3 separate regions of the Homo sapiens genome follow, and all the other regions are linked to region 1. A link is a contact called in ENCODE Hi-C data. All regions are on one chromosome and are shown on one strand. The core of a region is the stretch at or near the end of the contact, and the rest is flanking DNA. Distances in the headings are between cores, read along the strand shown.

What was found. A loop is a pair of places that touch in the nucleus more often than their neighbours do. Pooled maps may share reads with other maps.
Region 2: a loop to region 1 is called in a map with no recorded cell type, with 15 times the contacts of the local background. The contact joins two enhancer-like sites. A Hi-C loop is called at or near these places in 6 of 37 single-sample maps with no recorded cell type and 4 of 50 pooled maps.
Region 3: a pooled map shows a loop between it and region 1 (8-fold over the local background). The contact joins two enhancer-like sites. A Hi-C loop is called at or near these places in 3 of 37 single-sample maps with no recorded cell type and 4 of 50 pooled maps.

What each region holds. Positions count from the first base shown.
Region 1 is chr5:33,848,329-33,852,808 of GRCh38, reverse strand. The region is part of intron 2 of ADAMTS12 (ADAM metallopeptidase with thrombospondin type 1 motif 12); the gene reads left to right. Among named protein-coding and RNA genes, the nearest start is that of ADAMTS12, 41 kb to the left of the region's middle. RefSeq lists an enhancer at 2,406-2,907. Within about 2 kb of position 2,613, at least 4 of the 41 ENCODE cell types and tissues checked have a DNase peak (open chromatin) inside an H3K27ac peak, as active enhancers do.
Region 2 is chr5:34,496,818-34,501,297 of GRCh38, reverse strand. No RefSeq gene overlaps it. Among named protein-coding and RNA genes, the nearest start is that of RAI14-DT, 160 kb to the left of the region's middle. RefSeq lists enhancers at 1,470-1,539, 1,990-2,139. Within about 2 kb of position 2,062, at least 9 of the 41 ENCODE cell types and tissues checked have a DNase peak (open chromatin) inside an H3K27ac peak, as active enhancers do.
Region 3 is chr5:34,464,371-34,468,850 of GRCh38, reverse strand. No RefSeq gene overlaps it. Among named protein-coding and RNA genes, the nearest start is that of RAI14-DT, 190 kb to the left of the region's middle. RefSeq lists an enhancer at 611-660. Within about 2 kb of position 2,175, at least 4 of the 41 ENCODE cell types and tissues checked have a DNase peak (open chromatin) inside an H3K27ac peak, as active enhancers do.

The DNA.
Region 1 (4,480 bases), core at 1,364-3,863:
GAAAATCTTCCTTTCAACAAACACATACAAATGACCTTCTTAGCTTTTTTCCCAATGGTGTATGTTGCTGGATTTGCTTATTTCCCTCCTTGAGAGATTTCAGACATTTACTTTAATAGAGTGAATTTCATACACTAGTGCTTCCTACCAGACCGTTTCTCTAACTTGCAGACTGCACATTTCCATGTAGACATTCCTTCATAGTTCTGCAATTAAATTGGCTGGGAGGACAATAAACTATTTTCAGAAACAGATTTATCAGATTATGAAATTTCATACTAAACGGCCGCATTTGGTGTCACTGATTCCTCCCTTTACCCATTCTCCATCCACTCACCCTCTGTACCCTGTTTATGGCAGATTTTTCTCTAGACTGTTTTTTCCCGTTTGATTTCTGCTTTGGCCGTAAGAAATGAGTCACTTAATTTTAAAATGCACAACTTTCAGTCTCTTAGTGGGTCATCAGATACTACTATCTTTCTTCCAAGCAGCCTTTCTTTCTTCTAGAAAACCTTTTTAAAAACTTTTTAAAAGTTTACCACTGATTCTTTCTCTTTCTGGTCCTTCAGTATTCTCAGCCGATCTCTAAGGACTTTTTTTTTCTGTTTACCAAACTGAGCTTTCTGGGAATTTTCTTTGGCTTTTCTTTCTCTTCCTTGGTCTTTGTTTTAGTTGTTTTTACAATTTGGTTTTGTTGTTGTTGTTGTTGTTAGCACATTTGCAGAAGAAACACAGGAGGTTAAACTGTTAGATAATATAAGGCTTAGGAATAGTCAGTGGTCTCTTATCTTTTCCAACCTCTACAGAGCTTGATAAGGAAAGAATATGGGGAATGTGCCACTCATGGCAGAGCTTCCGGACAAATTAGAGTTGATTGATAAGCAGGCTATGGTGTGTGTGTGTGTGCTTGCACATGCGTGTGTGCACATGAGCATGTGTATGCCCATACTGGGAGTAGCTAATGCAGAATAAGTCTGCAGAAAGGGGTTTTACCTGAACGTATGGTGCAGAATAAATGAATGAAATCAGCTAGGCTTACTGAAAAAGACATAAAAGCATCTCTGCATCTTTTTTCTTCATTTATTTGAAATTGCATTGCAGCAGAGGGCACATCTGATCTTGGAGGTTGGATATTGTGGGGGACTGGGCAGCAATCCAGTATCCCTTCTGAGCAGATACTCTTTTCTATCTGGAAGGTTGTGATAACAGTTGCTTTGGCAATGACCAGAGGAGGATTTGAGATGTATCGGTGAGTGCTTTACATCCCTCCTCTGGAAAGGATTCTCTCTTTTACTAGTAAATCCTTTTAATTCAATTAGTTAATTCAACTGTTTCAATAAAGAGATTCAAATTTGACAAATAGACTCCTCTTTCCTTTTATTTTATTTTATTTTTTTGAGATGGAGTCTCGCTGTGTCACCCAGGCTGGAGTGCAGTGGCGTGATCTCGGCTCACTGCAAGCTCTGCATCCTGGGTCCATGCCATTCTCCTGCCTCAGCCTCCCGAGTAGCTGGGACTACAGGTGCCCACCACCATGCCTGGTTAATTTTTTGTATTTTTAGTAGAGATGGGGTTTCACCACGTTAGCCAGAATGATCTCGATCTCCTGACCTCGTGATCTGCCTGCCTCGGCCTCCCAAAGTGCTGGGATTACAGGCATGAGCCACTGTGTCTGGCCTCCTTTTATTTTTATTGCTAGCTTAGTCCACTGTGATTTAGGCTTAAGACTTCAGAAGAGTACTCTGTCATGCGCAAGCACTGGACTTGGAGTTGGGAGACCTGAAGTTTATGCCTGAATGCTCCCATCTAGCCAGAAGCTCTAAGAGAAGTTTCTTAACACTCAAGATTCCAGCTTCTTTTTCTGGGAAATGAAGGCTAATTCCTAAGATCTTATAGAACTCAGGAACTCTGACCAAAGCATATCACCTCATGGGGTGATACGTGCAAAATTAGGTATATAGTTGTTTGTTTTATTGGTGGGTGACCTTAGACAAGACTTCGCCTCTTTAGATCTATTACTTTGGGTGAACTGGATCCTTGCAGCCCAGGGACCAGCAGGATGGGAAAAAACTCTCTCTTTGACCTTTGAATCTGAAAAACTAAACAGTCAAAAAATATGAAGGTGAGAAATAATATCCTAGCCCAGGTCATCCAGAGTAGATATTTACACTGTAACATTTTCTGTGCTGTGGACATGGATGGTGGCAGCATGATGCTGGTATCAGACTGTTCCTGTGAGGAAAAGGCTGCTGCAATGAGAGAGGCCTATGGTGTCGAGAGCCTGTTGGGCTTTCCAGGTAGGCAGATTTCAGTCATTAGCTCTGTAACTTTGGGCATGTTAGCTCTGAGATTGTAAAAGGGGCTGACAGCACCTGTTTTGGTTGGGAGGATGGGTGTGTAGCACTTAGCATAGTGCCACACCAAGAACTCTCTTGTGAAAGGGAACAAGAAGGCCTCCCAGAGGTCGCCGTGGCCAGCTTCCCCTGAGGTCTGATTAATCCTCTCTTTTAGTGAAACTTTCTGCTGAGTCATTGTGTCTGAAACCCAGAGGCATGTGAGACCATGCCACATCCTGGGTCAGGAAGTCCCCTTTCACCTGCTTAACCGATGTGCAGGTGACGGACCATTAGACGCTCGTGGTAAGGGTGGGTCACAGTCTGGTGGTGAGATCTGCTCCGTACAGACGATATGGTAAGAACAGATCATCTATTGAGAGTGAAAATCTCCGTGAGAGGAATCTAGGCTTTTCCCCCTTCGTTTTATAATACGTTTAGCAGGTAATAAGTTCACATGCTACAAAACTTAAAAGATAAAAAGGATTTACACTATAAAATACATCTCCCACCTGCCTCTGCTACTAGTATAGTGTGTGTATATATTATATACACATGCTATCTATATGTAGGTAATACATATATAATATGCTATGCAATACATATATATATTGATACAATGTATATTGCTATGCAATACATATATATTGATACAATGTATATATTGCTATGCAATACATATATAGATACTATATATTGCTATGCAATACATATATAGATACTATATATTGCTATGCAATACATATATAGATACTATATATTGCTATGCAATACATATATAGATACCATATATTGCTGTGCAATACATATATAGATACTATATATTGCTATGCAATACATATATATTGCTATGCAATACATATATATTGCTATGCAATACATATGTGTATTGCTATGCAATACACATGTGTATTGCTATGCAGTACATATATGTATATATTGCTATGCAATACATATATATATATTGCTATGCAATACATATATATATATTGCTGTGCAATACATATATATATATTGCTGTGCAATACATATATATATTGCTATTCAATACATATATATATTGCTGTGCAATACATATATATATATTGCTGTGCAATACATATATATATTGCTATTCAATACATATATATATTGCTATTCAATACATATATATATAGCTATGCAATACATATATATATATTGCTATGCAATACATATATATATTGCTATGCAATACATATATATATATTGCTATGCAATACATATATATATATTGCTATGCAATACATATATATATATTGCTATGCAATACATATATATATTGCTATGCAATACATATATATATTGCTATGCAATACATATATATATATTGCTATGCAATACATATATATATTGCTATGCAATACATATATATATTGCTATGCAATACATATATATATATTGCTATGCAATACATATATATATATTGCTATGCAATACATATATATATATTGCTATGCAATACATATATATATATTGCTATGCAATACATATATATAGATGTCTCTTCTCAACAGCTTAGATGAAAACACCACGATATATATATATCATGTGTGTGTATAATATATACACATTAAAGCTACTTAGGTGATTCTGGTGCAGCCAGGTTTGTAAGCTAATAATCTACGTTCTAGATTCATATTTTCTCTTCTGCTTCTCCAAGGCCTGCCCTCCCACTTCTCTTTTTCAGTGCTAATACTTGCAATCACCCTAGGTGATAGACACTCAAAATACTTCTGCTAAGAATAGAAGCCTGCTTGCATTTTCCCTAGGCAAGTTGTCATTGGGGCAACTGATTCAGAATACATCTCAACAATTCCAACAACCTCAAGTAACCTGTATAAAAGATAGGACTCTCTGAAGTCCAGTTTTGCAACTAATACCAATGAGGGAAACACAAATTTGACTTCTCAGGATTGGAGAGAAACATTTCTCATGATGTAGACATGTGTATCATAGGAAACATCCTACAGACAGTTTTCTTAAAATCTTGTATAGATCTTGTTCTTGTCTTCAACATTTCACATTCACATTCACAGAAGCTTCTGAAATCCCTCCATCTTTCACCTCACTATGTCGCTTGTTTGTCTATCCTCTGCCCTCATGTTGACTTCCTGTTGGGTGACAAC
Region 2 (4,480 bases), core at 813-3,312, 650 kb before region 1:
GCAATGACAGAACTGAAATAACTCAAGGTATGTTTCTTCCTCTTTACAAACTTGGCACTGTCATAGTCTATTTTGAGTTTATTGTTTAAATGTACACATGTGCCATACCATAGGGTTTTGGAGAAATGAGCTATATCCCAAGAGAGTTTCAACAGTTCGAAGCTGTTGAAGACTTACACTTGAAACAAATATGTGTAGCTGAGTCTGTGTGTAGCTGTATTTGGACTAAATGCTAACTGGATGTTCTCTGAATTAACTTCCATGTGGCATACGGTGTTTCTTAAAATATAAGATATGAAGAGCAGGCTATTTAAAGCTTGCATACACATTATTAAAATTCAACATTAACTGCCACAATAGTTTGAAACTTAGACCAACAAAAGGTTGCTTTACTGATATCGTTTAGATTTGCCAGTGCTTGGTGTTAATAAAAGCAGATCAATTTGGTGTGGGTTTCATTATTGCTTTTAAAGTCTCTCTGGGTCATGCCTGCACTGGGGTGGACTGCTCCCCTGCCCGCCCGTGGCCCACTGCTTCATTGAGCCCATCTTTTGGGTGTTTTCTGTCATAACTTCTGCTTGCTCAATTTTCTGCTTACTCATAACTTCGCCTCTCACAAGATCTTGTGAGCTGCTCTCACCAGTCCTTACCTTCCTACTTTGGGTCCCATTGTCTCCTTTCTTAATCTCCCAGAATGACGTAATTCAAATCCCTGCAAGAGAGACTTTTATTTGGCCAGCACATCTTTTGGAGCAGACAATATCACTGGCTTTCAGCTAGACGGTGCATTGACCCTATTGGCTCTGGTAACCAGAGGAGGATGGGTTCACTGACCCAAATCATGCCTGTCCAGAAGGGGCTCTGTGCAACACAGTTTCCGGGATTGGTGAGTGTAATGCCCGGAAAGTTTGAACATGCATAGAAATCCCTAAGGCAAACAAGAATTTATTTGTAATATAGTAGATAGAGCGCTGGATGTGGAGTCAGGTGTACCTGGTCTTAAATCCGCTCTGTGATGTTTTTGCAAGTCTGATATTTCCTCATCCTTAGTTTGCTTGTAGCGAAATAGGTGTTTTGGCTGGACGTGGTGGCTCATGCCTGTAATCCCAGCACTTTGGGAGGCTGGGGCGGGTGGATCACCTGAAGTCAGGAGTTCGAGACCAGCCTGACCAACATGGTGAAACCCCGTCTCTACTAAAAATGTGAAAATTAGCCGGGCGTGGTGGTGCACTCCTGTAATCTCAGCTACTCAGGAGGCTGCGGCAGGAGAATCACCTGAACCTGGGAGGTGGAGGTTGCCGTGAGCCAAGATCGTGCCATTGCACTCCAGCCTGGGAAACAAGAGTGAAACTCTGTCTTGGAAAAATAAAAAATAAATAAATAAATAAAAACAGATGCTTCATTTAGGTAGAGAATGCAAGCCCTAAAACTTAAAAATGCTGAAACGAAGTCATAGCAAGAAGTCTAGCTGTGGGTGGCTGCCGGCATTGGTTCAGGGTCAGCTTCTCAGAGCATCTCTTGGCCTTTCTCCTATACTTGTCCCACCACAGTTGCATGATGGCTTTTACAGCTGTAGACATCCTGTCCTTCTCCAGATAGGAAGAAAGGGGAGGTGGTGATGAGCCCATGGACCCAAGTTTATGCCTATTAGGAAAAGCGAAGGGCTCCCCAGACTCCCAGCAGATTTGCACTGATGTCTCTTCTGCCAAGGCAGTGTACAAGGCCACCCCTGGCTACAGGGCAGGCTAGGACAGGGGTATTTGTGTGGGGCTAGACATAGGTTTCCCAGAACAAAACTGAGATTATACCAGCAGAAACACAGGAGAGGGGACAGGCATTAGGAAGGTGGGTGGGATATCGCAAAGGGGTTAAATCTATCTGATCTGTTTCCTTCCAGGGTGGTTGTGAGGATTAGACATTTGTGAAATGTGCTATGGGGTTGTATTAGTCCATTCTCACACTGCTATAAAAAGCTGCCTGAGACTGAGTCATTTATAAACAAAAGAGGGTTAATTGACTCATAGCTCTGCATGGCTGGGGAGGTTTCAGAAAACTTACAATCATGGTGGAAGGCAAAGGGGAAGCAAGTACTTTCTTCACAAGGCAGCAGGAGAGACAGGAAGTACCACACTTTAAAACCACCAGCTCTGGTGAGAACTCACTCACTATCACGAGACCAGCATGGGGAAAATCACCCCCATGATCCAATCACTTCCCACCAGGTCCCTCCGTCAACATATGGGGATTACAATTTGAGATGAGATTTCGGTGGGGAAGCAGAGCCACATCATATCAGGGGCCCTTCTCAAAATGAAAACATGAAGCTCCCCTACTTGATCATTCTATTTCCTATGGCTGTTTTCCTAAAGATCGGCCCTTTTTTCCACTTTACTTTGAGAACCACCAAACAAAATTGAGTCTGGCCTGACACTGCGTACCCTTTTCCCTTGCAACCTCATCTCTTCATGTGCCCTTTGCCCTCTGATGACTCTAACCTCTTTCGAAGGTCCTTGAATTCACTAAGATTTGTTTACTCAAGGGCCTTTACTTTTGCAATTTTCCCTGCTTGGAGCAATCTTCCTCCTTTCTGTTCCTTCTGCAGAGAAGTCTACCCTGACTCTCAACCAATGTGAAAAATCCCCTTGCTCTTTCCTGGCTTTCTTTCAGAGTGCCGAGCACAGTCTTCATTTCTGGATAGTCTATTGATTAGCATTTATCTGCTTGAAAGGCAGCCTAACTGTAGCATTTGAGGGCCTGAGTGCTGGAGCTAGACTACCTGGATTTAAGCGCTTCCCAGCTGTGTGATCCCGGGAAAGTTATTTTAATGTCTGGTGCCTCAGTTTCCTCATCTGTAAAAATAGAGATATTAATATCACCTACTTCATAGGGTTGTGGAGGGGATTAACTGTTTATATTTGTAAAGTGCTTAGAGCAGTGCTCTGTGCATAGCAGAGATTATGCGAGTATTACATAAATAAAAGAAATAATACCTGTTTCCTCCACGATACTGTGTGATCTATAAAGAGGAGAACTGTATCTGTTCTTTCACTGTAGTGGTTAGCACAGTGCCAGGCCATGTTATTGTTGTTGTTGCTGTTGTTTTACATCCAGCGAGTATTAAATATTTGCCAAATAAATGAATAAAGAAATAAATAACTGAGTGATGTTCTAAATTGGAGTGGGAGTAGAACAACGTTGCAACATCTCAGGGTTTCAGAAAATATTATTTAAGAAGTAGAAGGCTGGGTGCAGTGGCTCATGCCTGTAATCGCAGCACTTTGAGAGGCCGAGGTGGGTGGATCACCTGAGGTCAGGAGTTCGAAATCAGCCTGGCCAACATGGCAAAACTCTGTCTCTACTAAAAATTCAAAAATTAGCTGGACATTGTGGCACATGCCTGTAATCCCAGCTACTCAGGAGGCTGAGGCAGGAGAATCACTTGAACCCGGGAGACAGAGGTTGCAGTGAGCTGAGATCGCGCCATTGCACTCCAGCCTGGGCAACAAGAGCAAAACTCTGTTTCAAAAAAAAAAAAAAAAAGAAGTAGAAGTTTCTAGCTCCATTGGGAGTTGAATTCCTGCCTGTGGGGTTTGTTGGAACTGAATCTTCCATGACAAAGTGTGGGACTGGTGTGGACCATCAGTAGAATCATTGCTTCCCCGCTTCTCCTTGCTTCCCCGCTTACAGTAATTGCCTCCTCTTGGAGAACTGCTAGGTCTCAGACCACCTAGGAAGTGGAATTGAGACCCTGTGAGACCGATGCACAGGCTCCCACCCATGTGGAAAGCTGCAGCCCTGATTAGGTGTTTGGCTGGCTGACCCCACCACCCTTGGGACCGCGGTTTCCCTGAGTAGCTTGAGCTCTGGCCCTGGTCACGACTCAGGGTTGTTCTGACCCTCTCAGAAGAGAATTTTCCAAAACCCCAAACAACGACAGCTTTATGGGCCAGCTGCACTCTGTTCCCTTTGAGAGGCAACCAGAGCTCTTAAATCACATGAAAAACACATCCAAGTTGTGCTGTGGGGACTCACATCAGGCAACTGGCTGCTCTACTCAATTCTTGTCCAACACTAGGTCTCCAAGGAGCCATTTGAAGCCCAGTCAAATAGACCTCGATCACCCTGGCTGGCTGCCAGAGCCTGATGGTCCTCTGCCTTCAGAGCCTCTGCAGCGTGAGCGCTGGACAATTTCCTGTGGCCCATGGTCTCCCCAGCCAGGTTAACGTTCAGCCTCCCTGTCTTCTGGATCCCACCTTGTTTTTCTGTTTTGTTTGCTGAACGGCCTCAGGGTTTCCCCTTTCCTGCTCCAGCCCATCTGGAAGTCTCTTTATTAACAGTTTATTTGCAAGCTCATGGTGGTCTATGAACTTGTCTGAAATTTCCTGGAAAAGAAACAACTGCTTGAGTCCCAGGGGAACCTTCTGTCAGTCTCTCCTCAGACAATTCTGAGTGGCTATTCATGTGGTATGTGGCTACTCCT
Region 3 (4,480 bases), core at 926-3,425, 620 kb before region 1:
GGGAGCTGCAGACCAGAGCTGTTCCTATTTGGCCATCTTGGTGGATCCCCTTGCCCAATTTTTTGGTTTAAGTGCCCTGTAAAAGCATCACAAAAGCCTCATAATAGTTCTCCCTTTGGAGACCCAGGATTCAGTGTGAGCTCTGCCCAGAACTCAGAGGTCCAGTAAAAGATAAGTAGCTCCTATCTAAATAAAATTGGTCTCTTCATACAATACTAAGATTGTTTTCTGTAATTTTATGTTTGATTTGGCATCCATCTTTAATTTCATACTTATCCCTTCCTAATATTATAAGGTGTTGAAATTTGGCATATGTAGGGAGACCCCCTGAAACTATTGCTATGGAATAAAAGATGAAATGCTCCTGATTATTGTAAATACAAAATTGCATGGAGGATTGTGTAAAGACAATGCCAGGTTGGGCTGCCAGAATGAGCCAACAGCACATGATATGCTTCCCCCTACAGAGAGCCTATAAACGGACATGCAGTCAGGGAGGTTTCACATCACCAAGATTCCTATCCCAGAAAAGCAGATGTTCATATCTCTGGGAATGGAATGCGACCCTTGTGGAGAGCCTATAAATAGACGCATGAGGGGTGCCTGTTCATATGGATAAGATAGGGCTATAAATGCCCTTAAGTTGCCATGGCTCTTCTAGGTCTCTTTAGGGTTAAGACACTCCCTTCTGAGAATTTGTGGTCTAACTGGTTGTCTAGTTTCACATTCTGCTTCTATTGATTGCTTGCAACCAGCTTTTGCTGCAATTACTACTACTGATTAGTATCTTACTAAACATAGGTTATGGATAGACTGTGTTTCTGTTTTAAGGCTCTGTTAGAAATTGCTGATGCACACACTATATTGTAAATTCTTATCTCTGTATAAGTACATATCTCTGTATATGTACTTCTGCATACTGATGTTATGTTAAAGAATTACTTCATCCCAATGTGACCATCTCACCTCATAATCAAACGACCCTAAATCCCTCACTAACCTACCCCCACCCTCACTAAACTTAATAATAAATGCTGGTATATCCAGTGCATTGGCGGCATTGCATGACCAGAAGGCGGTAAACCCCCTGGACCCAGCTTTCACTATCTTGTGTGTGTCTTTTATTTCTTAACCTGCCAATCTGCCTGGGAACAAAGAAAGAGCCCCATTGCATTGTGGGCTGTTGGCCAGATCCTGCAATATCTGGCCCAACTTGGCCTTCTTTGTTCCTCAGCTCAGTGCGCTCCGAGTGCTGGTTTGTGATGACTAGTCTTCAGTCTCGATGGTAAGGTCTCCGGGTACGCATTTTCCAACTCTCCCCTGTTTTTGGGTCTGTCGACCAGTATTATTCCAGGGTTAGGATGGGACAATCACAGTCTAAACACCAGGCTTATCTGTCTTTTATTAAACTTCTTCTTAAACAGGGTGGAATCAAGGCTGATTCCAGTAACCTTATTCTCTTATTTCAGACTATTGAAAAACCTTGTCCTTGGTTCCCTGACAAAGGTTCTATGGACCTGTTAGACTGGGATAGAGTTGGCGCCATGCTCTGCCAACTCATGAGAGATGGTGTTTTACTTCCTATTTCTGTTTGGACTGACCGGGCTCTTATTCTTGTTGCTTTACTTCCTTTTCAGTCTGGTGATCCTCTTCAACTGCCACAAATTAATGCAGATGGTGAGCCACTCCCTTTACCTTGGGTACCTGACCCCCCCTACTAGTCCTCCTTCTGATGATGAGGAGGAATTTGATCTCTCCTTGTTTTCTCCCCAAAAGGAGGAACCTGGTGATGATCCCCTCCCTCTGCCTCCTATCTTGGAACCTGTATATATTAACTCTTCTACTAAGCTGTTGCCCCCTCTGCCAGAGGAGGATGTGTGGCATTCACCTGAATGGCTTGTTTCTTGTTCCTCTCGTCCTTTTGGACTTCTCCCCTCTTCTAAGCCTACTGTTTCTTTTGATGCTCCGGGACCCCTTCTTTCAGAGGTTTGGAATCCTGCTTCCCCCCAGTCCACATCCCAGTGCCCTCACTCTCCTTCTCTTCCTCTGCCCCTGCACAATGGATGTGTGAGTCACCTGTTTGGGTAGAGCAGTGGCCACTTTCCAAACACAAGTTGGAGGCTTTAACTGAAATTGTTAATGATTTACTACAAGCAAACACTATTGAGCCCTCCTTGTCTCCATGGAACTCGCCCATGTTTGTTGTACAAAAAAGGTCAGGAAAATGGAGGATGGTAACAGACTTAAGAGCTGTTAATGCAGTTATTAACCTATGGGGGCATTACAATCCGGCATGCCTTCCCCCTCCATGATTCCTAAGGAATGGCCTTTAATTATCATTGACTTTAAAATTGCTTTTTTCATATTCCTTTAGACAAGTCAGACTGTGAAAAATTTGCTTTCACTATACCTTCCATTAACAATTCAGCTCCCACAGCTAGATATCAACGGAAAGTTTTACCTCAAGGAATGATTAACAGTCCTACTATTTGTCAGTTGTTTGTTGGTACTGTGTTACAACCTATCTGACAGACTTTAAAAAATAATTACATTCTTCATTATATGGATGATATACTGATTGCTGCTCCCACTAAAGATGAATTAATTCAACGTTTTCCCTCTTTAAAATTAGCTGTTGCCAATGCAGGACTCTACATCACTCCTGATAAAATTCAAAAAGCCACTCCTTTTCTGTACTTAGGAATGCAGCTAGAAGCTCACTCCATTAAGCCTCCAAAAGTCCAACTTCGTACTGACAATTTAAACACCTTAAATGATTTTTTGAAATTTACTGGGTAACATCAATTATCTCAGACCAACTCTAGGCATCCCTACTTATGCATTATCTCATCTATTTGCCACTTTATCAGGAGATACAGATTTAAACAGTCCTCACTCTCTATCTGAACCAGTAAAACAAGAGTTGTCTTCTGTAGAACAACGAGCGAGAGAGGCACAAGTCTCTCGTATTGACCCAAATTTGCCTTTACAATTTTTAGTTTTTCCTTCCATCCACTCTCCTAGGGGACTTATAGTACAAAATGATTCTCTAGTTGAATGGGTATTTCTTCCTAATTCAGCCTGTAAAACTCTTTCAATATATCTTGATCAAACGGCCACTTTAATTCGGTTAGGATGTCAACATATCACTAAAATTTCCGGCTTTGATCCAAACATTATTGTGGTCCCTTTGTCAAAAAATGAAGTTAAAAATGCCTTTTCTACATCTTTGTGCTGGCAGACTAATCTGGCTGACTTCATTGCCACTATTGATAATCATTTGCCTAAGTCAAAATTCTTTCAATTGCTATGAAATACTTCCTGGATTCTACTAAAACTTACTCGTTCATCACCACTAGAGGGAGCCGTTACCATTTTTACTGATGGATCCAGTAATGGAAAGGCAGGGTATGTAGGACCAAAAGATAAAGTCATTTCTACTCCATACACTTCTGCTCAAAAAGCCGAGTTGTTTGCTGTTATCTCTGCATTACAGGATTTTGATCAGCCTCTTAATATTGTCTCTGACTCAGCTTATGTAGTCCATGCCACTAAGGCAATAGAAACAGCTACCATCAAAAATATTGCTGACACTAATCTGTTTTCCTTGTTCTCTTTATTATAAAAAACTGTCAGAAACCGAAACCACCCTTTTGTCATCACTCACATTCATTCTCATACTAATTTGCCTGGACCTTTATCTAGTGGTAATCATAAAGTTGATACTCTAGTTTCTCTAGCCATTGCAGATGCAGAACAATTTCATCAACTCACTCACACTAATGCCTCAAGTCTTAAACATAAATATTGTCTCAGTTGGAAACAGGCTAAACACGTTGTACAACACTGTTCTCAATGTCAGGTTCTTGTCTTACCCACACAATCTTCCTGAGTTAATCCATGAGGCCTTTCTCCTAATATTGTTTGGCAAATGGACGTTACTCATTTTCCTTCTTTTGGAAAATTAGCTTATGTGCATGTCACCGTTGACACCTTTTCCAATTTCATCTGGGCTACCTGTCAAACAAGAGAAGCCACTTCTCACATTAAAAAACATATGTTTTCATGTTTTGTGGTTATGGGAATTCCTAGTGAGCTCAAAACAGACAATGGTCCAGCATATAGCAGTAAAGCTTTTAAAAATTTTCTTGATCAGTGGCATATTAAACATATTACTGGTATTCTTTATAACCCACAAGGTCAAGCTATTATAGAAGGAAGTAACAGAACTTTAAAATTACAATACGTAAACAAAAAGAGGGGGATAAGGAGTTGTCTACGCCTCACATACAACTAAACTTGGCATTGCTCACGTTAAATTTTCTTAATATTCCTAAATCTAGTTCTGTTATTGCTGCCAAAACACATTCCTCTGGTAACCACCCTATGGTAAACCAAGGACAGGAAGTATGGTGGAAAGATGTTCAATCTAATATATGGTTGAAAGTTTCTATTTTAACGTGGGGAAGAGGCTATGCTT